Linked DNA regions of Homo sapiens: region 2 is linked to region 1. A link is a loop called in an ENCODE intact Hi-C map of the cell type or tissue named here. Cell type or tissue: CD4-positive, alpha-beta T cell. All regions are shown on one strand. Links, peaks and the distances in the headings refer to the core of each region. The heading gives the core; the rest is flanking DNA. Region 1 holds the start of RPSA2 (ribosomal protein SA 2). Region 2 holds the start of ZNF492 (zinc finger protein 492).

Region 1 (11,260 bases), core at 3,389-7,388:
AATAAACAACCATATGTGAACATTTCTAGAAAGTGTCAAGTTCCATGTCATAAAATTTTGCATTAAACTTGGATATCTAGACAACAGAATACAGAACAGAGATATCCACCATTACAAATTCTAGACTTTGAAAAAAAGAGGAGCTGATGGTTTGAGAAATATATACAATGCACCAATTAATCTATCATATTTGCTTGTGGAAATGTATTCACTTTGTATAGCCATAATGGAAAAAAGATTTTTCCTATTTCTCTTCTCTGGTAGCATTCTCAAAGCAAACCCCTGGGGTTCTATTTAAAATTACACAACCAGAAAAAAACATAAATTTAACAAATAAAACATATCACTAGATTTTTCTGAAATATACCTTTCATAGTCGTTGACTTTTTAAACATCTTTTAAGCTCTTCTGATGAAATGTAATTTACAGTTATTAAAAAACTGAAATTGGGCCGGGCGTGGTGGCTCACGCTTGTAATCCCAGCACTTTGGGAAGCTGAGGTGGGCAGATCATAAGGTCAGGAGTTCCAGACCAGCCTGGCCAACACAGTGAAACCCCGTCTCTACTAAAAATAGAAAAATTAGCTGGGCATGCTGGTGGGCGCCTGTAATCCCAGCTACTCAGGAGGCTGAGGCAGGAGAACAGCTTGAACCCGGGAGGCGGAGGTTGTGGTGAGCCAAGATTGTACCACTGCACTCCAGCCTGGGCGACAGAGCTAGACTCTGTCTCAAAAAAAAAAAAAAAAAAAAAAACTGAAATTGAAATAAGTGAAAAAATCTTTCCAAGGTGACAAACTCAGGAAGTGGCAGTGCTGATTGGGACACAAACATGTCTGACTCCACTGTCAAGTCAGACCATAATATCACTCAAAATATTCTGTCATCCCCATCCTGCCTATTAAATTACTCAGTGACCACCTTCCCAGGAGACACTTTGTACCCCACTGTGAGTCTCAGGTACATTTTGCTTGCAGGTTCTTGCATTGCCTTACTGGGATGGGATCTTCTTGTCCTTTGGAAAAAATTTTATTTCAAGAATCCAGAGAACAAAAATCATTTCTGCCTTTTCTCATCAATGCGAACATTTGATTGTCTCATCACCAATGTGTCTACTAAAAATAAAAATCAGGTTGAGAGGCCAGGCGTGGTGGCTCACACCTGTAATCCCTGCACTTTGAGAGCCCCAGGCAGATGGACCACCTGAGGTCATGAGTTAGAGACCAGCCTGGCAAACATAATGAAACCCCGTATGTACTAAAAATACAAAAAATTAGGCCGGGCACCGTGGTTCACGCCTGTAACCCCAAATCTTTGGGAGGGCGAGGCAGGTGGATAATCTGAGGTCAGGAGTTCGAGAACAGCCTGGGCAACATGGCGAAACCCCGTCTCTACTAAAAATACAATTAGCTGGGCGTGGTGGCACGCACCTGTCTACTCAGGAGGCTGAGGCAGGAGAATGGTTTGAAACCGGGAGGCAGAGGTTTCAGTGAGCCGAGATCATGCCACCGCACTCCAGCCTGGATGACAGAGCAAGACTCTGTCTCCCAAAAACACAAAACAAACAAGCAAACAAACAAAAATTCAAAAAATTAGCCGGCCTTGATAGCAGGCGCTTGTAATCCCAGCTACTCAGGACGCTGAGGTAGGAGAATTGGTTGAACCCAGGAGGTGAAGATTGTAGTGAGCCAAGATAACGACACTGCACTCCAGCCTGGGTAACAAGAGCGAAACTCCGTCTCAAAAAAAAAAAAAAAAACATTTGGCCCGGCACGGTGGCTCAGGCCTGTAATCCCAGCACTTTGGGAGGCCGAGGCGGGCGGATCACGAGGTCAGGAGATCAAGACCATCCTGGCTAACACGGTGAAACCCTGTCTCTACTAAATATACAAAAAATTAGCCGGGCAAGGTGGTGGGCGCCTGTAGTCCCAGCTACTCGGAAGGCTGAGGCAGGAGAATGGCGTGAACCCGGGAGGCGGAGCTTGCAGTGAGCCGGGGAGATCGCGCCACTGCCCTCCAGCCTGGGTGACAGAGCAAGACTCTGTCTCAAAAAAAAAAAAAAAAAATTAGCTTGAGAAAAAACTTCTTAACTGTTTACACACTTGTTCATTTTTATCTCATTGGGGGAAGACCTCTCAATATATTTCAGAGTCAAGAGGTAAAATTTTTTTAAAATAATTTTTTAAAGGGTACACTCTGAGGCTGGGCACAGTGGCTCATGCCTATAATCCCAGCTACTCGGGAGGCTGCGGTGGGAGAATCACTCGAACCTGGGAAGTGGAGGTTGTAGTGAGCCGAGACTGCACCACTGCACTCTAGCCTGGGAAAGAGAGTGAGACTCCATCTCAAAAAAAAAAAAAAAAAAAAAAAAAAAGGAAATGAAATATCCGCACCAGCAACATTAATACAAAAAGTTCTATTAAACAATGACACCCACTCAAATGTCACCTCTTCTATAAAGCCCTCCTTGATATTCCCACTGCTATGTTAGTGGCAGAATTGATCACTATTACCTTACAGCTCAATACCTTATGTCTTTTTATGTACAAGTATTATTCTCCAGAATAAATTAATTTTTTACACACCTATCCATGCTAATGAACTATAAACTCCTACACGGCAGGTATGTTGAACCCTGTTCATCTGTGTAATCCAAATTTCTGATACATAATAGGTGTCATACACACATAAAATCAAAACGCTATCAGGGAATTATTGGAAAAGCTAACAAATTATTTTTTTAACTTTTAAGTTCAAGGGTACATTGCAAATTTTTTACATAGGTAAATTTGTGTCATGGGGGTTTGTTGTGCAGATTACTTCATCGCCCAGGTATTAAGCCTACTACCCATAAGTTATTTTTCCTGATCCTCTCCCTCCTCCAATAGGCTCTAGTATGTGTTGTTCCCCTCTACGGGTCTATGTGTTCCCATTATTTAACTCCCACTTATAATGAGAACATGTGGTATTTAGTTTTCTATTCCTGTGTTAGTTTGCTAAGAATAATGGCTTACAGTTCCATCCACATTCCTGCAATGGACATAATCTCATTTTTTTTTTATAGATGCACAGTACTCCATGTTTTATATGTACATTTTCTTTATCCAGTCTATCACTGATAGGCATTTAGGTTGATTCCATGTCTTTGCTATCGTGAAGTGTGCTGCGGTGCACATACGCATGCATGTGCCTTTATAATAGAATAATTCATATTGCTTTGGGTAAATACCCAATAATGGATTGCTGGGTCAAATGGTATTCCTGTCTTGAGGTCTTCAGGGAGTTCCCACCATGTCTTCCATAATGGTTGAACTAATTTACACTCCCACCAACAGTGTAGAAGCATTCCTTTGTGAAAAAATAATTTTAATTTTCTAAGAGGTTAGCTTTTTAGACAAATAGTATACAAGGAAATTTTCCACAGGCCTAGGCCATCCAGTTGCTCTTCTGAGAGGCTACACTCTTACTCCTCAGACTGTCCTCTAAGAGACGACTCAGGGGATGATACTCATTAGACACTCCAAGATATATGGCCACTGTGGGTATGTTGAGTTACCCCAGACAGTTCTGAAACTCATTACCAAGAATAGACTAAAGGGCTGCTGTAAAGGCCCTGTAATTTCTCCAAAGCAAAACTTCAACCCAAAGACGTACTAGTAGGGTGTGTGTGCCTAGGGAAGATAAAAGAAGGAGAGGCGCAGACTTTTTTTTTTTTTTAAAGTGGAGTTCCAGAGGATTATTTTCTACTTTTTTTCTCACATAAAATGTTTACAGACTTGGGAGGCTGAGGCAGATAAATCATCTGAGGTCAGGAGTTCAAGACCAGCCTGGCCAACAAGACAAAACCCACTCTCTACTCAAAATATAAAAATTAGCAGGGCACAGTGGTGGCAGCCTATAATCCCAGCTACTTGGGAGGCTGAGGCAGGAGAATCACTTGAACCTGGGAGGCAGAGGCTTCAGTGAGCTGAGATCATGCCATTGCACTCCAGCATGGGCAACAAGAATGAAACTCTGTCTCCAATAAAAAAGTGTTTACAAACAGAAAACAAATCTTTAAAAACCTGCCATCCACTGCAGTGTAAAAACATGATTAACAATTAAAACACTGTGTCTGAAATGCACAATAAAGGACAAATAGTTGATAGTGTTGTAAATTGGAGAGAGGAAGTTGTTTGTCCTCATTTCCTACATTTGAGAATGTAGGAAAGAAAGTGGAAATTTATAATTTTACTGCAAGCCTTAGTTAAGCTAGGGGAAGAGGGTAGTGGATTAGAAGAAGTCCTGCTTGCCATACATTAGGAAGTCACAGAGGAAAACCAGTCCTCCTCCTGTGGAGTGTTAAAGTAATTAAAAAGCAGGAAATTAGACTGAAGTGGCCCTAGTGCCCTGTGTTCATAAGTAAAAAATGTAAAACCTAACTCGAGTTTATATCTTATAGATTACTATTTTAGGCGGAAACAAAATTCAATCATAATTGAATTTTATTAACCAATCATAAACCTGCAATTAACCTCTGATTACATAACCAGGAAATTTCCACCTGTATCATACAAATAAGGTGACTACATAACTAACCAATTCTTGCATTTGGTTTGCCTTCTCACACGCCCTTTATAAAACCCTTTGCTTTATGTCTCTCAGGTGGGCCACATACTATGGCTGGGGTGCTTTCCATTTCACCAATCACGGCTCAAATAACCTCTTTAAGGTTTTAACCCTGACTCCCTTTAATTTTTAAGAGAAGAGGCTTGGCGCAGTGCCTCATGCTCCTCCTAATCTTAGCACTTTGGGGGGCCAAGGCTGGCGGATCACTTGAGGCCAGGAGTTCCAGACCACCTTCCGCCATGGCGAAACCACTTCTCTACTAGAAATACAAAAATTAGCCAGGCGGGGTGGCGCAGGTCTGTAATCCCAGCTTCTCGGGAGGCGGAGGCACGAGAATCACCAGAGCCTGAGAGGCGGAGGTTGCCGTGAACACGCACTGCACTTCAGCCTGGGCGACAGAGCAAGACTCCGTCTCAAACAAAATGTTTAACAAAAGACACTGGGAGCCCCATAGGCTGCAGTTCTTCCCACGCAAACACCGGGTCGGGATTCTGCTCTTATGACCCGCCTGGCATCCCTGAACAACCTGGGAAATACTCGAGGCTGCGTGAAGAGCTTGCTCAGGGGGCTCCAGACATGGCCCCGCACGGACGGGGCTGGACGCTGGGGTCCCGGCTGTGGGCCCAGCCGCCATCTTGCGGCCAGAGGGGCCTGGGACGGAGCTGCGCCAGCGGGGACTCAGGTCGGCGACCTGGGAGCGGACTGTGGAGAGGCCGGTTCTGCTGGTTTCACAGCCTGGTCTCCCTTCTCGGGTTGCCCAACCCCGCACACTCACCCTTTCCCAGGTTCCAGGATGTCCTGGCTGTGCGTCTCCCTGCAGATCATAGGTCAACAGAGGCTGTAACAGAGTCACCAGGGGCTACCGAGGTGGAGGACGCGGAACAGAAGAGACCGATCCCAAACTCTGGCGGGAGCAAGAGGTAAAGACCCCGCGGAATGTCGGAAGCCACGCCCTCCTCTCCGGCTGCGCCCCTGATTGGGCGGTTCCCGCGCCAGCGCCACTGATTGGATAAAGCAACAGCATTCTCTCCATACCACCACCCGCCCCGCTCGGCAGTAGGGCATTTTACGGACAGTAAAGGTAAGGTAACATGCACAGGGAATTACAGCTAATTAAGAAGTAAGCTGAGACATGAAATGCACTTGCTCTTTTCCTTACCTGGGTCTTGTATAATGCATCTTATTTGCTACTTAAGGGTAAGAAAGAACATTTGGACTTTTTTTTTTTTTTTTGAGACCGAGTTTCCGCCTCATTGCCCTGGCTCAAGTGCAGTGGTGCGATCTTGGCTCACTGCAACCTCCTCCTCCCAGGTTCAAATGATTTTCTTGCCTCAGCCTCCCGAGTAGCTGGGATTACAGGCGCATGCCACCACGCCCTGGTACTTTTTGTATTTTTAGTAGAGATGAGGTTTCACCATGTTGGCCAGGCTGCTCTCGAACTCCAGATCCCAGGTGTTCCGCCCGCCTCAGCCTCCCAAAGTGCTGGGATTACGGGCATGAGCCACCGCGCCCTGCCCATTTGGACATTTTTTAATCATTTTCATAATGCGGGAAAGACCTTCATCCCATCCCTGAGCGCCTCTCTCACCATGCCGTACCACACTGCTGACCACATCGTGGGATGGCCATTAGAAATAAGGCGGGGGTGGGAGGCAGCCCAGGCTGAGAATGGTTTAGAAAGAATTATGTTACCGGGCCGGGCACGGTGGCTCACGCCTGTAATCCCGGCACTTTGGGAGGCTGAGGTGGGCTGATCACGAGGTCAGGAGTTCGAGACCAGCCTGACCAACATGGTGAAACCCCGTCTCTACTAAAAATACAAAAATTAACCGGGCGTGGTGGCGCACGCCTATAATCCCAGCTACTCAGGAGGCTGAGGCAGGAGAACTGCTTGCACCCGGGAGGCAGAGGTTGCAGTGAGCCCAAATTATGCCACTGCACTCCAGCCTGGGCGATAGAGCAAGACTCCATCTCAAAAAAAAAAAAAAAGAAAGAAAGAAAGAAAGAATTACGTTACCCAAATTTGTTCATCTTAGAAAGGCTCCTCAGTCATTCCATGTGAAGTGGCTATTCCAGGGTAATTGTGCCGTGACTACGCTGCATTTCAGTTTGACTTCTCTTTTTTAAAATCACTGGATTACTCTCACTAACGGGGATATTTAATTTTCTAATTGAACATGGCCAACTGTCCTTTGTGGATGTCCTGATTTGATTTGCTAGTTTAGACCCTGGAGGTAGGGGTGAGGAAATATTGGGTCACATTAGAATACCTTATCTCACTTAGAAGATATATAGGAATTTCTTAATAATATCTAACAGTTTTCTCAATACGCATTATATTTAACAGTGATAGTTTACAGGGCAAGAAGGGGACACAGAGGACACAACCTTAGAATTTTAATTTGGTCATAAGTGTTTCTGTTTTGTTTTGTTTTTGGAGACAAGGTCTCACTCTGGTGCTCTGGCTGGAATGCAGTGGCACAACCATAGCTCATAATTTGGTTGTAACAGTTCTTTAAAAAATATTGTTGGCTGGGTTTGATGGCTAACACCTGTAATCCAAACACTTTGGAAAGCCATGGTGGAATGATTGCTTAAGCCCAGGGGTTCAAGACCAGTCTGGGCAATGTAGTGAGACTCAGTCTCTACAAAAATTTAGAAAATTGGCCTTGTGTGGAGTTGCCTGCCTATAGTCTCACCTACTCAAGAGGCTGAGGTAGAAGGATCACTGGAGGTTGAGGCTGCAGTGACCCATCATTCAGCCACTACACTTCAGCCTGGATGACAGAGTGAGACCTCTATGTGTACACACACACACACATATATATATACACACACACAAACATATATATATATACACATATATACCCTATATATATGTGTATATATATATACACACATATATTTATACACCCTATATATATAATCAAAATAATATGTATGTTTGCCAGGCATGGTAGCTTACACCTGTAATCCCTGCATTTTGGGAGGCCGAGGTGGGCAGATCACCTGAGGTCAGGAGTTCGAGACCAGCCTGCCCAAAATGGTAAAACCCCAACTCTGCTAAACATACAAAAATTAGCCCAGTGTGGTGGCACGCATCTGTAATCCCAATTATTCAGGAGGCTGAGGCAGGAGGATTGCTTGAACCTGGGAGGCAGAGGTTGCAGTGAGCCGAGACTGCACCATTGCACTCCAGCCTGGGCAACACAGCAAGACTCTGTCTTAAAAAAAAAAAAATATATATATATATATATATATGTTGAAAGAAATTTAAGCACAGAAGAAAAGTGAAAGACTATGGTGGGGAATGTGATAAAAGGTGAGTGTGGCTGCTACAGCTCGGTGAGATTTGGTTTCCATCTTAAGGAACTGCCCTCCCACACTGAAACCACAACCCAGCACATGCCAATTCTCACACTATTTATACTTTGCACAAAGACAGCAGAAGGAGGTCAACATCATCGTTCATGACATGGAAGTCTATTCCCCACTGAGACATTTTAAAAATGTTATTGTCTTAAGCCCTCTTCCTTCTAATAAAGCCTATACAAATACACCCATACAAGCCTGAAACTACTCAAAATTAAAAATCAGGCTTTTGAAATCCCATAAATAAGAAAACACAAAAACAGCCACTTTGAGGAGAGAGTGGAATGGAGGGGGTTAGGGGGCTCGCTTCACCTCCTGGCCCCATGTGGAGATAGGGATGGAGTCAAGGGAGACCCTGGGAAGTCATTTGTTCTGACTGGGTTTTCCCCCAGCTCCACACTTTGTTAACCATTTCCTGGGAAGAGCTTAGGAACCTCCTGTGCTCTAGTGAGTTAGGGCCTCCCCTCACAGGGTATTGGCAAGGAGAAATTCTGAGACTCTGTGACTGAGAAGCTAGCACAGTGCTTGACAAGTACCTATGGGAACTGTCGTCCTCTGTAACTATCATGTAGCCTTGGAGTGTTGAGATGGCCTGGCCTGGCCTGAGGCTTGGCAAAGCTGTTTGAGGGTCAGCTGCTTTAGGCTCCCACTTTCTCCTCAATCAAAGTGGCTGCTTTTGTGTCTGTTTATTTATGGTTTTAAAAACCTGATATATAGGCCGGGCGCGGTGGCTCACACCTGTAACCCCAGCACTTTGGGAGGCTGAGGCGGGCCAATCACGAGGTCAGGAGTTCAAGACCAGCCTGGCCAACATAGTGAAACCCCGTCTCTACTAAAAATGCAAAAATTAGCCGGGCATGGTGGCACGCACCTGTAGTCCCAGCTCCTCGGGAGGCTGAGGCAAGAGAATCACTTGAACCCAGGAGGCAGAGGTTGTTGTGATCTGAGATTGTGCCACTGCACTCCATCCTGGGCAACAGAGCGAGACTCCGTCTCAAAAAAAAAAAAAAAAAAACCTGATATATAAATAGAAAGTGCAGCTGGAGGTGCCGAGGCTCAGTGTCTAGGGCTGTGCTTCATGGGCTTCCTTGCTGGCATGTGGCCAGGTGAACTCTGGGTGTAAGGTGGCTCCTACCCTGGATCTACAATCCCCACCACCTCTCCCAGGCCTGAGTAACCAACACAACGCAGTGCTAAAGAGCGCGTGAGTGACGGGCATCAAGCCCATCCAGGAAGATTTGAATGCCATCTGGGCTGGGGGCTGTCGGGGTAGGGACTATGGCTGCCAGAAACCAGGACGGTCATAAAAGATGAAATATTAAAATAATTGTTATTATATATATTTTTATTTTTGAATAGCTATCTAGTATATTATTTGAAATGCATGTGACCTTACACAGAAGGTTAAAGGCAAATACCCTGTTGGGTGGGCCTGGCTTAGCTCAGGGAGGGAGCCCTGTCTGAAAACGCTGCAACTTACGTTGTTAGTCTTCATTCAGCAGAGCATCTGATCACATCTTCTGTCACTCAGGACCTGAGGGGTGGGGTTTTAATCATTATCCAGTCAGGGACGCTGGGCTGGGAACTGTCCAATCAGGCATGCAGCTGGAGCAGACAGGGCGGCTTCCGGGATTGGCGGGGCCTTTGTCTCTCCCTTCAGCCCGAGCTCCGGGTCTCGTCTTCACTGCTCTGTGTCCTCTTCTTCTAGAGGCCCAGCCTCTATGGCCCTCTGACCTGCAGGTATTGGCGATCCATAGCTAAGACGCCAGGTCCCCCGGAAACCTAGAAATGGTGAGAATGTCGGGTCCGACATCCCGAGAGAGGGGAAGGGGCTGTGGCGGGACTCAGACCTCGCCGCAGTCAGCTCCACAATTTGCGCCCTGAGTTCTCCTCGCCCAGGCGGCCTCAGTCCACTTGGACCATAAGATGGCGGCTGCGCTGACAGCCAGCCCCCCGGGCGTCCTTTCTCCTCCCTGCTCAGTGACTGTGTCCTGGCCTGCAGCTCTCTCTGGGTGGCTCTGCATCCGCAGCGCCGGGTCTCTCCCAGATTGTGCAGGGACCACGGGAGGGTCGTCAGGGGCGAATCCTGACGGGTGCCGGGTTCATGAATGGGAAGAGCTTTGGTCCGTGGCGTTCCTAGTCTCTCTTTCCTTTCATTAAAAATGTATGAGAGTCAAAAGGCCTGGCGCGGTGGCTCGCGCGTGTAATTCCAGCACTTTGGGAGGCCGAGACAGCCTCCCGAGTAGGTGTAATTACAGACATTTGCCACCACGCCCGGCTAAATTGTTTTCTTTTCATATGGCCATTAGAAAAATAGATGAAGCAGTCATGGTCCCTACAATCCAGGAGCTTTTAGTCTAGCAACTGGATAAATGGTTAAATTAAGCATCATATAATTGGTACAATAAATAGATGTGTGCAGAAAATTTGGGCTCTATTTGTGCCACTTTATATAATTGTGACTTGCGATGTCATCACCTGAAGGGATATTTATAGACAGAAGAATTATTTCTATTTCCATTTCTTTTACCTTGTTAATACATATTTATCTTTTAATAAAATTACCCTAGAAAACCTTTATAAATGTGTTCAAATTGCTTATTAGTATATGTCATATAATTGATAGGGCAGGGTCTAAGAAAGATTAAAATTATACAAACTCTGAGATTTAAGGATTTTTTTTTTAAGGTAAGTTTAGGAAAAACAGAACTGGAAATACCCCAGTGGCATAGAGAACAGAATTCTATATAGAGTCCACTCCCTGCCCCAGTTCTGCTCAGGTTCACCTTTTTGGAGGCCTTATTTAGGTCTGGCCCTACCCTTAAGTCTTGCCTCATAGAACTGATTTTTGGAGATCGGAGTTTTGGCTGGTGAATTCTGCTGCTAGGGCTGGTGCTTACAATTCCTGAAACACAAAAGCAGATAAATTAAAAAAATAAAGTATATATTTTATGGTTATAATTTTTTATTAAAACTAGTGCTTGCATTCTATCTAGCAACTTGTTTTCTATTCTTACAGATCTAGTAGTTGCTCTACAAGTCACAAACAAGTAAACAGACACAATATAAATTTCTCTAAAATACATTAAATTCTTTCCGCATTCCTCTCTGTCTATATTTAGCTTTTATTGTGTATACTTTTTAAAAAAAATCAATGACAGAGAAACAGAAGAAATAAAAATGCCGGGCTTTTCATCTAAATCCTGGGAATTATTAAACAGTACCAGCTCCCAGGGTGTTATAAAAATTAAATTACATAATGTGTTATCCCAGGCACAGTGCCC
Region 2 (11,260 bases), core at 3,041-7,040, 1.1 Mb after region 1:
AATTAGCCAGGCGTGGTGGCAGGCATCTGTAATCTCAGCTACTCGGGAGGCTGAGGGAGAGAATTGCTTGAACCCGGGAGGCAGAGGTTGCAGTGAGCCGAAATCGCACCACTGCACTCCAGCTTGGGCGACAGAGCAAGACTCCATCTCAAACAAACAAACAAACAAAAAAAGATCAATATTATTAAAATAGTCATCCTGCCAAAGAAATTACAGATTTAATGCTATTTTTATCAAACTACCAAAAATATTTCTTAACAGAGCTAAAAAACAAAACAAAAAAATTTTTAAATTTATATGGAACCAAAAAAGGGCCCAAATAGCCAAGGCAATCATAAGCAAAAAGAACAAAGCTGAAGTCATTACATTACCTGAATTCAAACTATACTACAGGGCTACAGTAAACAAAGCAACATGGTACTGGTACAAAAACAAACTCATAGACCAATACAACAGAATAGAGAGCCCATAATACAACACACCTACAACCATCTGGTTGTTAGCTTTGGCAAAGCTAACAACAGGAATCTGGAAAGAAATCCCTATTTAATAAATGGTACTGGAATAACTAGCTAGGACTATGTAGAAGATTGAAACTGGACCCTTTCATTACACCACATACAAAAATCAACTCAAGATAAATTACAGATTTAAATGTAAAATTTCAAATTATTTTAAAAAATGCATGAGATAACTTAGGAATTACCATTCTAGAAATAGAAGCCGGCAAAAATTTTAAAATAAAGATACCAAAAGCAATTGCAACAAAAGCAGTAATTGACAAATTGAAGCTAATTAAGCTAAAAAGCTTCTTCACAGCAAAGGAAACCATCAATACAGTAAACAAAAAACACACAGAATAAAAGAAAATATTTGCAAACTATGCTTTTGACAAAGGTCCAATACCCATAATTTATAAGAAACTTAAACAAGTTACAGGAAAAAAAAGACCTAAAAAGTAGACAAAAAACATGAAAAGGGTGTTTTCTTCGAAGAAGACATACATGTGGTTAACGAGCATAAAAAAAATGCTCATCACTAATCATTAGGGAAATTCAAAGAAAAACCACAATGAAATATCATCTCATCCAGTGAGAATGGCTAGTATTAGAAAGTCAAAACATAACAGATGCTGGCAAGGTTACAGAGAAACAGGAATGCTTATACACTACCCATGGGAGTGTAAATTATTCAACCACTATAAAAAGTAGTGTGACGATTCCTCACAGAACTAAAAACAGAATTACCTTTTGACCCAGCAACCTCATAATTGGGCATATAACCAGTAAAATATAAATTATTCTATTATAAAGACATACGTATGTTCATTGCAGTCCCTGTCATTCATGAAAGCAAAGACATGGAATCAACCTAAATGCTTATCAATTGTATACTGGATAAAGAAAATATGGTATGGCTGGGCATGGTGGCTCACACCTGTAATCTCAGCATTTTGGGAGGCTGAGGCAGGTAAATTGCCTGAGCTCAAAAGTTTGAGGCCACCCAGGGCAACATGTCAAGACCCTGTCTCTACAAAAAATACCAAAAAAATTAGCCAGGCCTGGTGGTGTGTGCCTGTAGTCCCAGCTACTTGGGGGGCTAAAGTAGAAGAGGATTGCTTGAGCCTGGGAGGTTAAGGCTGCAGTAAGCTGAGATCATGCCACTGCACTCCAGTCTGGACAACAGAGTGAGACCCTGTCTTCAAAAATAAAATAAAATAAAATAAAAGGTTTAGGCCGGGTGCAATGGCTCACGCCTGTAATCCCAGCACTTTGGGAGACCAAGACAGGCAGATCACAAGGTCAGGAATTCGAGACCAGCCTGACCAACATGGTGAAACCCCATCTCTACTAAAAAAATAAAAATAAATAAATAAAAACACAAAAAATTACCCGGGCGTGGTGGCAAGAGCCTGTAATCCCAGCTACTTGGGAGGCTGAGGCAAGAAAATTGCTTGAACCCAGGAGGCAGAGATTGCAGTGAGTCAAACTGCACCACTTCACTTCAGCCTGGGCAACAGAGCTAGACTCCGTCTCAAAAAAAAAAAAAAAAAGGTTTACTAAAAATAAAACATGGGGTCAGGGTGTGGTGGCTCACACCTGTAATCCCAGCACTTTGGGAGGCCGAGGCAGGCAGATCACTTGAGGTCAGGAGTTCAAGACCAGCCTGGCCAACATGGTGAAACCCCGTCTCTACTAAAAATACAAAAATTAGCTGGGCGTGGTGGCGCATGCCTGTAATCCCAGCTACTTGGGAGGCTGAGGCAGGAGAATTGCTTGAACCGGGAGGCAGAGGTTGCAGTGAGCCAAGATCGTGCCATTGCCCTCCAGCCTGGGCAATAGGAGCAAAACTCCATCTCAAAAAAAAAATAATAAAATAAAAATAAATAAATAAAATATGGTAGATAAATATCACGGAATACTGTGTGGCCGTTAAAACACACATACACACACGCACACACACAAACACACACACACACACACACACACACACACAGAAGATCATGTCCTTTGAAGCAACATAGAGCAACATAGATGAAGCTGGAGACCACTATTCTTAGAAAACTAACGTAGCAGCAGAAAACCAAATGCATGTTGTTTCTAAGTAATAGCTGAGGCTGGGCGCGGTGGCTCATGCCTGTAATCCCAACACTTTGGGCCGAGGCGGGCAGATCACCTGAGGTTGGGAGTTCAAGACCAGCCTGACCAACATGGAGAAACCCCATCTCTACTAAAAATACAAAATTAGCTGGAAGTGGTGGCGCATGCCTGTAATCCCAGCTACTTGGGAGGGTGAGGCAGGAGAATCACTAGAACCTGGGAGGCGGAGGTTGCCGTGAGCCGAGATCGCGCCATTGCACTCCAGCCTGGGCAACAAGAGCGAAACTCCATCTCAAAAAAAAAAAAATATTTAAGTAAGAGCTGAATAATAAGAACACGTAAACACAAAGAGGGAACAACAGACAGTGAGGCCTAGTTGAGGTTGGAGAATGGGAGGACAAAGAGGATCAGAAAAAGTACCTGTTTGGTGCTATGCTTAGTACCTCAGTGACAAAATAATCTGCACACCAAACCCCCATGACACAATTTTAGCTGTATAACAAACCTGCATGTGTACCCCTGAACCAAAAATAAAAGTTAAAAGAGATTCATCTTTTCCCCAGGGTATCCACTTGAGAGGCTACACTCCATATCTCAGGTTGTCCTACGAAAGAAAATGACTTTAGGAGCTGATATTCACTAGATACTCTAGCAGACATCGCCATAGCGGTTATCTTGGTTTATTCAGAGACAGTACTGAAAGCCAGGACCAAGAATAAACGACAGGGTTGCTAAGCACAAATCACCCCATAACGTTTGCAAAATAAAAACATCTTGACACTAAAACATTCTCATAAGATCTTTATGCCTAGGGAAGACAAAAGAAAAAGAGGCACAGAGATTTTTTACAATTCACTATCGGGATATTCCTTGCTTTCTTCTCATGGGAAATATTTACAAACAGAAAACATATCTTTTTAAATATGCCATCTAATGCTTTGTCAAAAAATGATTAATTAAAATACAGTATGAAAAATGTACACTAAAGGACAAATAATAATGTAAATTAGGGAAAAGAAGTTGGCATTTGAGATTTTCAGAAGGAACTGAAAATTCAGTATTTTACTGCAAGCCAGAGTTAAGCTGGAGAAATGGGGTGTGGGGGGTTGACTTGAGAACCTGCTTGGGACCTATGTGAAAAATGCCAGGGAAAATCAGCCCCATGTGGCGGCAAATAGACTGAGGTGGCTCTAATCTTTGGATTCCTAATTTTAAAAAATCAAACTCAAATGCATTTTTTTTTTTTTAGAAATTACTACATTGGGGGAAACAAAATTCAGGCTTAACTAACGATAAACTGCCAAGTAAGCTCTGATTACACAACCAGGAAATTTGTAGGCTCAAGGTGAAAATTAAGAAACTACGTAAATATACCTAACCGATTATTGAATTTGGGTATTTTCATCTGCATCTTTCCTTCAAGATCCTCCCATGGACCGACCACAAACTACAACCCACAGCTGGGTGCTCTATAACTTTTGAACCACTCCTTGCTTAAATTTTTAAGTATTTTCGCGATAACTCCCATAAATTTTTAATAGAAGAAAAGAGGAACTAGGAACCCCATAAACCAAACCAAAGCTCTTCCCATTCGTGAACCCGCACCCCGAGTCAGGATTCTCCCCTGACCACCCTCCCGTGGTCCCTGCACAATCTGGGAGAGACACGACGCTGCGGGTGCAGAGCTGCCCAGAGAGGGCTCCAGGCCAGGGCACCGTCACTGCGCAGGGAAGAGACAGGACGCCCGGGGGTCCGGCTGCCAGCGCAGCCGCCAATCTGATGGCTGAAGGGGACTGAGGCTGGGCTGGGCAAGGCGAACTTGGGGCGCAGATTGTGGAGCCGACTGCGGGGAGGCCTGAGTCCCGCCACAGCCTCTTGCCACCGGTTCCAACCAGCCCCTTCCCCTCTCTCGGGATGTCGGACCCGGCACTCTCACCGTTTCTAGGCTTCCAGGGGGTCCTAGCGTCTTAGCTGTGGATCTCCCAATACCTGCAGGTCACAGGGCCACAGAGGATGGGCCTCTAGGACCAGAGGACGCAGAACAGCGAACACTAGACCATACTCCGACTGCAGCGAGAGACAAAGACCCCGCCACATCCCGGAAGCCGCCCTTTCCGCTCCAGCTGCGTGCCTGATTGGACAGTTCCCAGGCCAGCGTCGCTGAATGGATAACGTTTAAGACCCCCCCCCCCCCCGCCCTCAGGCCCTGAGTGACAGAAGATGTAACCAAACGCTGGGCCGAATGAGGACAGAGTGACAGCCGAAGGTGCAGCCTTTTCAGGCAGGGCTTCCTGCCTGAGCTGAGCCAAGCACACCGCAGAAGGTGTTTGCCTTTAACGTTGTGTGTAAGGTCTCATATATTTGTAAATAATATACTATATGGCTGCTCACACATGAAAAGAATAGAATAATTATTTTTAAATTTAGGCTTTTTTGTGTGTGAGACAGAGTCTCACTCTGTCGCCCAGGCTGGAGCGCAGTGGCGCGATCTCAGCTCGCTGCGACCTCCGCCCCCGGGTTCAAGCGATTCTCCTGCCCCAGCCTCCCGAGTAGCTGGGATTACAGGCGCCTGCCACCGCGCCCGGCTAATTTTTTTGTATTTTTAGTAGAAGCGGGGTTTCGCCATCTTGCCCAGGCTGGTCTTGAACTCCTGACCTCAGGTGATCCATCCTCCTTAGCTTCCTAAAGTGCTGGGATTACAGGCGTGAGCCACCGACCCCAGCCGGAAGACATTTCATTCTGCTGCAATTTAGCAAAATATTTGAGTACATCTTGAAGTTGTCTTTTGATTTTTTTTTTTTTTTAAGACATGGTCTCACTTTGTTTCCCACGCTGAAATGCAGTGGTGTGATCTCGGCTCACTGCAACCTCAGCCTCCTGGCTTCAAGAGATTCTGGTGTCTCAGCCTCTCCAGTAGCTGAGAATACAGGCGTGCACCACCATGCCCAGCTGATTTTTCAATTTTTAGTAGAGATGGGGTTTTGCCATGTTTGCCAGGCTGGTCTCAAACTCCTAACCTCAGGTGATCCACTCGCCTCGGCCTCCCAAAGTGCTGAGATTATAGGTGTGAGCCACCCTGCCTGGCCTGCATTTTGATTTTTACAATGGCAGAGCTGCTGTTGAAGATTTCAAAGTCAGAAGCAGCCATGGGGCAAAGCTCCAGAAGCACACCTGGAAATCACACACAGTGAATACATCCCTCACCCTGAACCAATTGTTTTCACCCGAGTCTGCATGTAAAAATCACTTCGGAGGTCTTTTAAAATCCCCCAAACACAAGTTGCCACATACCAATTAAATCAGAATTCCTGCAATGGAACCTGGGCAATAGTGTAAATATCTCTAGGTGATGACAGAGCGCAGCCAAGGTCAAATGCCAGTGCTGTAAACCAGTACTTTTAGGTGACTAGTTGCAAATTTTTTCTCAAATGAATGAAAAAATGTTTGCCGCTAAGTCATGGCTTTGTCTTACCAATATTACCAAATTATTGTTCTATGCACAACCAACGTCGCTATTGGTTTTGTTCCTGAACCAACCCAGTTGTATATATACTGAGTGCACACAAGGCCCTGACATTGGCCAATGTAGGTGCCCTGACATTGGTGATCGTTACTGTGAGGGAAAAATTTTCTAGAATAAAGGTTGCATTCCCCTAAAATTAAAAACATGCCATGTACCGAATTGGGGCTAAAATAAAAAGACGTATGGTCTCATTCAGGAGTTAAGGCTTGGCTGGGCACGGTGCCTAACGCCTGTAATCCCAGCACTTTGGGAGGCCAAGGCAGGCGGATCATGAGATCAGGAGATTGAGACCATCCTGCCTAACACGATGAACCCCCGTCTCTACTAAAAATACAAAAAAAGTTAGCCGGGCATGGTGGCACGTGCCTGTAGTCCCAGCTGCTCGGGAAGCTGAGGCAGGAGAATCGCTTGAACCCGGGAGGTGGAGGTTGCAGTGAGCCAAGATCGTGCCACTGCACTCCAGCCTGGGCGACAGAGCAGAGCGAGATTCTGTCTCAAACAAACAAACAAAAAGGGCTTGAATACTCTTTTTGGAATATTAGAAGCTGTATAATTATGCCCTGAGTGTGTGTGTTCCACCATAAAACAAACAAAAAAATGTTGCCATTATTCTGAGATACTAAGTTAGCATTTTGTTCAAATATGTACTATGGGCCAGGCGCGATGGCTCATGCCTGTAATCCCAGCACTTTGGGAGGCCGAGGCAGGCAGATCACCTGAAGTCGGGAGTTCGAGACCACCCTGACTAACATGGAGAAACCCTGTCTCCGCTAAAAATACAAAATTAGTCAGGCGTGGTGGTGCATGCCTGTAATCCCAGGTACTTGGGAGGCTGAGGCAAGGAGAATCGCTTGAACATGGGAGGCGGAGGTTGCGGTGAGCTGAAATCACGCCATTATACTCCAGCCTGGGCAACAAGAGCAAAACTCTGTCTCAAAAAAAAAACAAAAAAAAAAACCCAAAAAACAAACAACAACAAAAAAAGTACTATATAATTTTTTATTGATATATAACATTTATACAGAAATGTATGCACAAAGCATTCATTTATGTAAAGCTGAATGCATTGTTAAAAAGAAATACACTTCTGTAATCAGAAAATGAAACTAGGTTGGGTGCTGTGGCTCGTGTCTGTAATCCTAGCACTTTGGGATGCCAATGTGGGTGGATTGCTTGAGCTCAGGAGTTGGAGATCAGCCTGGGAAACATGGTGAGATTCTCCCTCCAAAAAAAAAACAACAAAAAAGAACCAGGCATGGTGGTGCAAACCTGTGGTCCCAGCCTCTGCAGAGGCTGAGGTGGGACAATTACTTGAGTCCTGGCGTGCGTGGAGGTTGCAGTAAGCCGAGATTGCACCCCTGGACTCTAGCCTGGCTGACAGAGCAAGACCCTATCTCAAAATAAATAAAATAAAATAAAATAAAACTAACCTCATTCATGCCCCAACAATCACTTTCTTTTTTCTTCTTAGACAATAACCATAATCTTAAGAGTTAACATTGTGGATCAATTTTGTGTTTTTATTTAAGTGTTTTATTATATAAAAATTTAAACATATGAAAAACAATGACAACAACAACAACAAAAATTCAATAGACCTGCCATGAAGCCTCGAGAACTATTAATCATGTCTCATTCTTGTTTCACCTATAGCTCTCTACTTCAGTCATTTCTGGTCAACACATTGTCCACCCTCCATTATTTTTTTCACTTTTGTTTGTTGTGAGGTCAAATATACAAACATTGAAAGGCACAAATCCTAAAAATTTTTGACATGTAAATATACTCATATATAGTCTTCGTATTTTTTAAGAATGGATAGAATTTTTTTATTCTATTGATGGAATCTAGAATAGAATGATAGAATATTATTATTATTCTCAAATAATTTCCTCATGCTTTTTTTCCCAGATGATTTTATTGTCAATGAAGGCTATTTGTTGGTGTGTTTTTTTTTTAAAACCATTGGTTCATTTTGCCTGACATCATTCAATATGTATTATTTTATTTCAAGATTGTCTCAGCAGGTTTATGAGATTCATCCAGGGTGTGTGCTTCAGTAGTTTGTTTCTTTCTGTGGCTGAGTAGTCTTCTCTTGCATGAATGAGTTACAATTTGTTTATTCATCTTCCAAGATACGGACATTTGGGTTGTTTTCTGCTTTAAGCTATTATGACTAAAAGGTCTATAAACATCCTTGTACAAATACTTTTTGAAATTTAATTTAATTCATTTATCAACATTTAAGTGACACCTCTTTACATTATTTAGTGGTTTCTTCAGGGATTACCATATACATCTTTAACATATTACAATCTACTTAAAGTTAACACTGTACTATTTTAATAAAGCTAAAATGTGAAGAACTTGCTGTTGGAGAGTTTTAATTACTTTTTTAATTCTTTATATTATTCATAAATTTTACATCTGTACATTATATATCTCACAGTACTGTTATAATTTTTTTAAACAGTCATAAAAAATTAAGATAAAATGGTATTTATAAATATTTGGAGGCAGATCCTTTGAGTCTGCATAAATACATTGTTTCTCCTTTAAATTTTACCCAAAATGGCCGGGCATGGTGGCTCACACCTGTAATCCCAGCACTTTGGGAGGCCAAAGCAGGTGGATCACTTGAGGTCAGGCGTTCAAGACCAGCCTGGCCAACAGGAGGTCAGGCTGAGATAGAAGAATTGCTTGAAAATCACGCCACTGCACTCCAGCCTGGGCGACAGAGTGAGACTCTGTCTCAAAAAAATAATAATAATTTTAAAAAGAAAAAACATAGGAGAAAAGAGACTTCTTTAAAAAATTCCAAGTACTAATCAATGTAGATAGATAATGCAAAATAGAAAATCACCACTAGGACATGACAGTAATAATTATTGTAGACAAGATGCATTGAAGAATGCAAAAATTTGGAGTAAAATTTATTCATTTTTTGAGCAAGTGCATCCGTTTAAACTTCACAGAATAAGAAACATATATATTCCTAACCTTTTGTTTTCTTCTTCTTCTTTTTAGACAGAGTCTCTTTCTGTTGCCCAGGCTGAACTGCAGTGGTGCATCTCAGCTCAGGGCAACCTCTGCCTCTTAGGTTCAAGTGATTCTCACATCTCAGCCTCCTGAATAGCTGGGATTAAAGGCATGTGCCACCACGCTCAGCTAATGTTTGTATTTTTAGTCGAGATGGGGTTTTATCATGTTGCCCATGCTGATCACAAACTTCTGACCTCAAGTGATCCATCTGCCTCGGCCTTCCAAAGTGCTGAGATTACAGGCATGAGCCATCGCACCCAATTCTATAAAATATATATATTCCTAAGTAACAAATGTAGGTTAATAGAGAACTCATAAACACAAAATAACTAATTCTACATCTTCCAGAAAGCTCAACATAATTCTTTCATTTCTGATCTACTATTATTCAAATAGACTTTGCTCAAATTTTATAGGAGATCTTAATACAGTATTATGTTTGTTTAGTATGTGAGATTCATGATAAGCTCACCAAAGAGTTCTTTACTCAGTGTGTGAATTCATAGAGCATATGGTTGCAAAGGGAGAAGCAAATGTTTTTGAAAGGATTACGAGAGACAGTAGTCACAGGAGTCATTCCCACTGTTATTGACTGACACGTATATTGTTACTTTAAGAGAAACTGCTTTGGTTGGGCGTGGTGGCTCACGCCTGTAATCCCAGCATTTTGGGAGGCCGAGGTGGGTAGATCACCTGAGGTCAGGAGTTCAAGACCAGCCTGGTCAACATGGTGAAACCCCATCTATATTGAAAATACAAAAATTAGCCGGGCATAGTAGCGTGTGCCTGTAATCTCAGCTACTCAGGAGGCTGAGGCAGGAGAATCGCTTGAACCTGGGAGGCAGAGGTTGCAGTGAGCCAAGATCACCCCATTGCACACAAGCCTGGCTACAGATCAAGACCCTATCTCGGAAAAAAAAAAACAAAAAACTGCATCTAAGTTTAGACTATGGTTCGTAGAAGATGGTATGAACCAGCAGCAAGTTCATATCCAGAACTGCTCACGGCAGATGATTTTGTCTTCTGGCTGTGCCATAAATTTATCTTTTGCAGGCTACTCTAAAACTTCTATAATGGTGGTAGATTTCAGTGAAGTGGAGCCCCCCCCACAGCCTGCCTACCACTTGCACCCAGCTGGCAGCAGCACCCACCTTGAGCATGGTGAGGAGGGCATGACATTGGTGCCCACCTTGCTGCTGTTCGCCTCCAAATGCTAAGTCCCTGCACACCTCACAGCGGAGCTTCACCTCACCGCCCAGCACCACAGTCTGGTTGACCAGCAGCCATGTATGCAGAATGGCCAGTGAGGAGAGCACTCTGCAGGGGCACATGAGGGCTGGCCGGCTTCTTCACTGCCTGAGCCTGCCTGCAGCCCTCACCCAGCATGTCCATCATGTCCATCTGCAGGATGCTGCCGAACTTATTCTCCACCACGCTCTCCATAACCAGGCTCCACGGCTAATGTCGCAACTGTGGGTGGATGCTCAGGTGAGAGGACTGGATCACAGGTCCTGCCCTGCAGAGCCCCCTACCTTAGACCCCACCACCACTTGCTCACAAGTCCAAGGGTCACACCCTTGCCACCAGGCCAACCTTGATGTCCTGATGTGATGCTTTTTATGAAACCTCTTGTAGTTTTTCATCCAGGAAATGGAGGAAGTAGGATGGCTGGTGTCTGGACAGTTGAAGTGAATGAGTTGGGTGGTTGGATTGGCCAGCAGCTTCTTATCTACTGGGTCTGAGTCCAGTCAGGGGCCTGGCATGTGAAGGCCATAAGAGAAGTGGGAGACGGAGGCCTATCTGGGTCAACCCCATTTCAAAGGCTCCTTCTGTCTACCTGCAAGCCTCAGTTTCTTCTCCTGTGTAGGGAGAGTGCTGGCCTTTTGAGGTCTCTTTCCTGGGCTAAAAAAGGCTCCCAGGAGCATCAACACCATGCCCCCCACATCCTGGTTATTGTCAGAGCTGGGCTGTGTGTCTCCTCCCCTCTGTCTCCTTCCTCCAAGCTGCTGCTGCTGCTGAGAAGTCCAGGGTGCTTCGACCTGGCTTGGGGGACTTCAGGGAATGAGGGAATCTTCCAGGGAAGTTCTCACCCTCT

What was found. Hi-C counts contacts between places; a loop is a spot of excess contacts. Peaks named below come from ENCODE experiments on the same cell type or tissue, not always from the same donor. Only the 100,000 strongest peaks of a DNase experiment are listed, where the experiment ranks them.
Region 2: it touches region 1 in a loop (6-fold over the local background); 2 of 110 quality-filtered maps call a loop at or near these places.

Annotation. Positions count from the first base shown.
Region 1 is chr19:23,757,254-23,768,513 of GRCh38, reverse strand. RPSA2 (ribosomal protein SA 2) reads right to left here and starts at 5,510. Exons shown (of 4, transcript NM_001355283.3): 1 at 5,380-5,510. ZNF681 (zinc finger protein 681) reads left to right here and starts at 9,623. Exons shown (of 4, transcript NM_138286.3): 1 at 9,623-9,767. The coding sequence starts at 9,765. RefSeq lists enhancers at 4,800-5,249, 5,148-5,789, 5,790-6,430, 9,425-9,943. In CD4-positive, alpha-beta T cell, for the core only: no CTCF peak of the experiment used is centred there; DNase peaks (open chromatin) are centred at 4,973 and 5,583; H3K4me3 peaks cover 1,976 bases.
Region 2 is chr19:22,627,751-22,639,010 of GRCh38, reverse strand. It overlaps ZNF492 (zinc finger protein 492), which reads right to left and starts at 4,687. Exons shown (of 4, transcript NM_020855.3): 1 at 4,537-4,687. In CD4-positive, alpha-beta T cell, for the core only: no CTCF peak of the experiment used is centred there; a DNase peak (open chromatin) is centred at 4,790; H3K4me3 peaks cover 1,401 bases; H3K27me3 peaks cover 248 bases.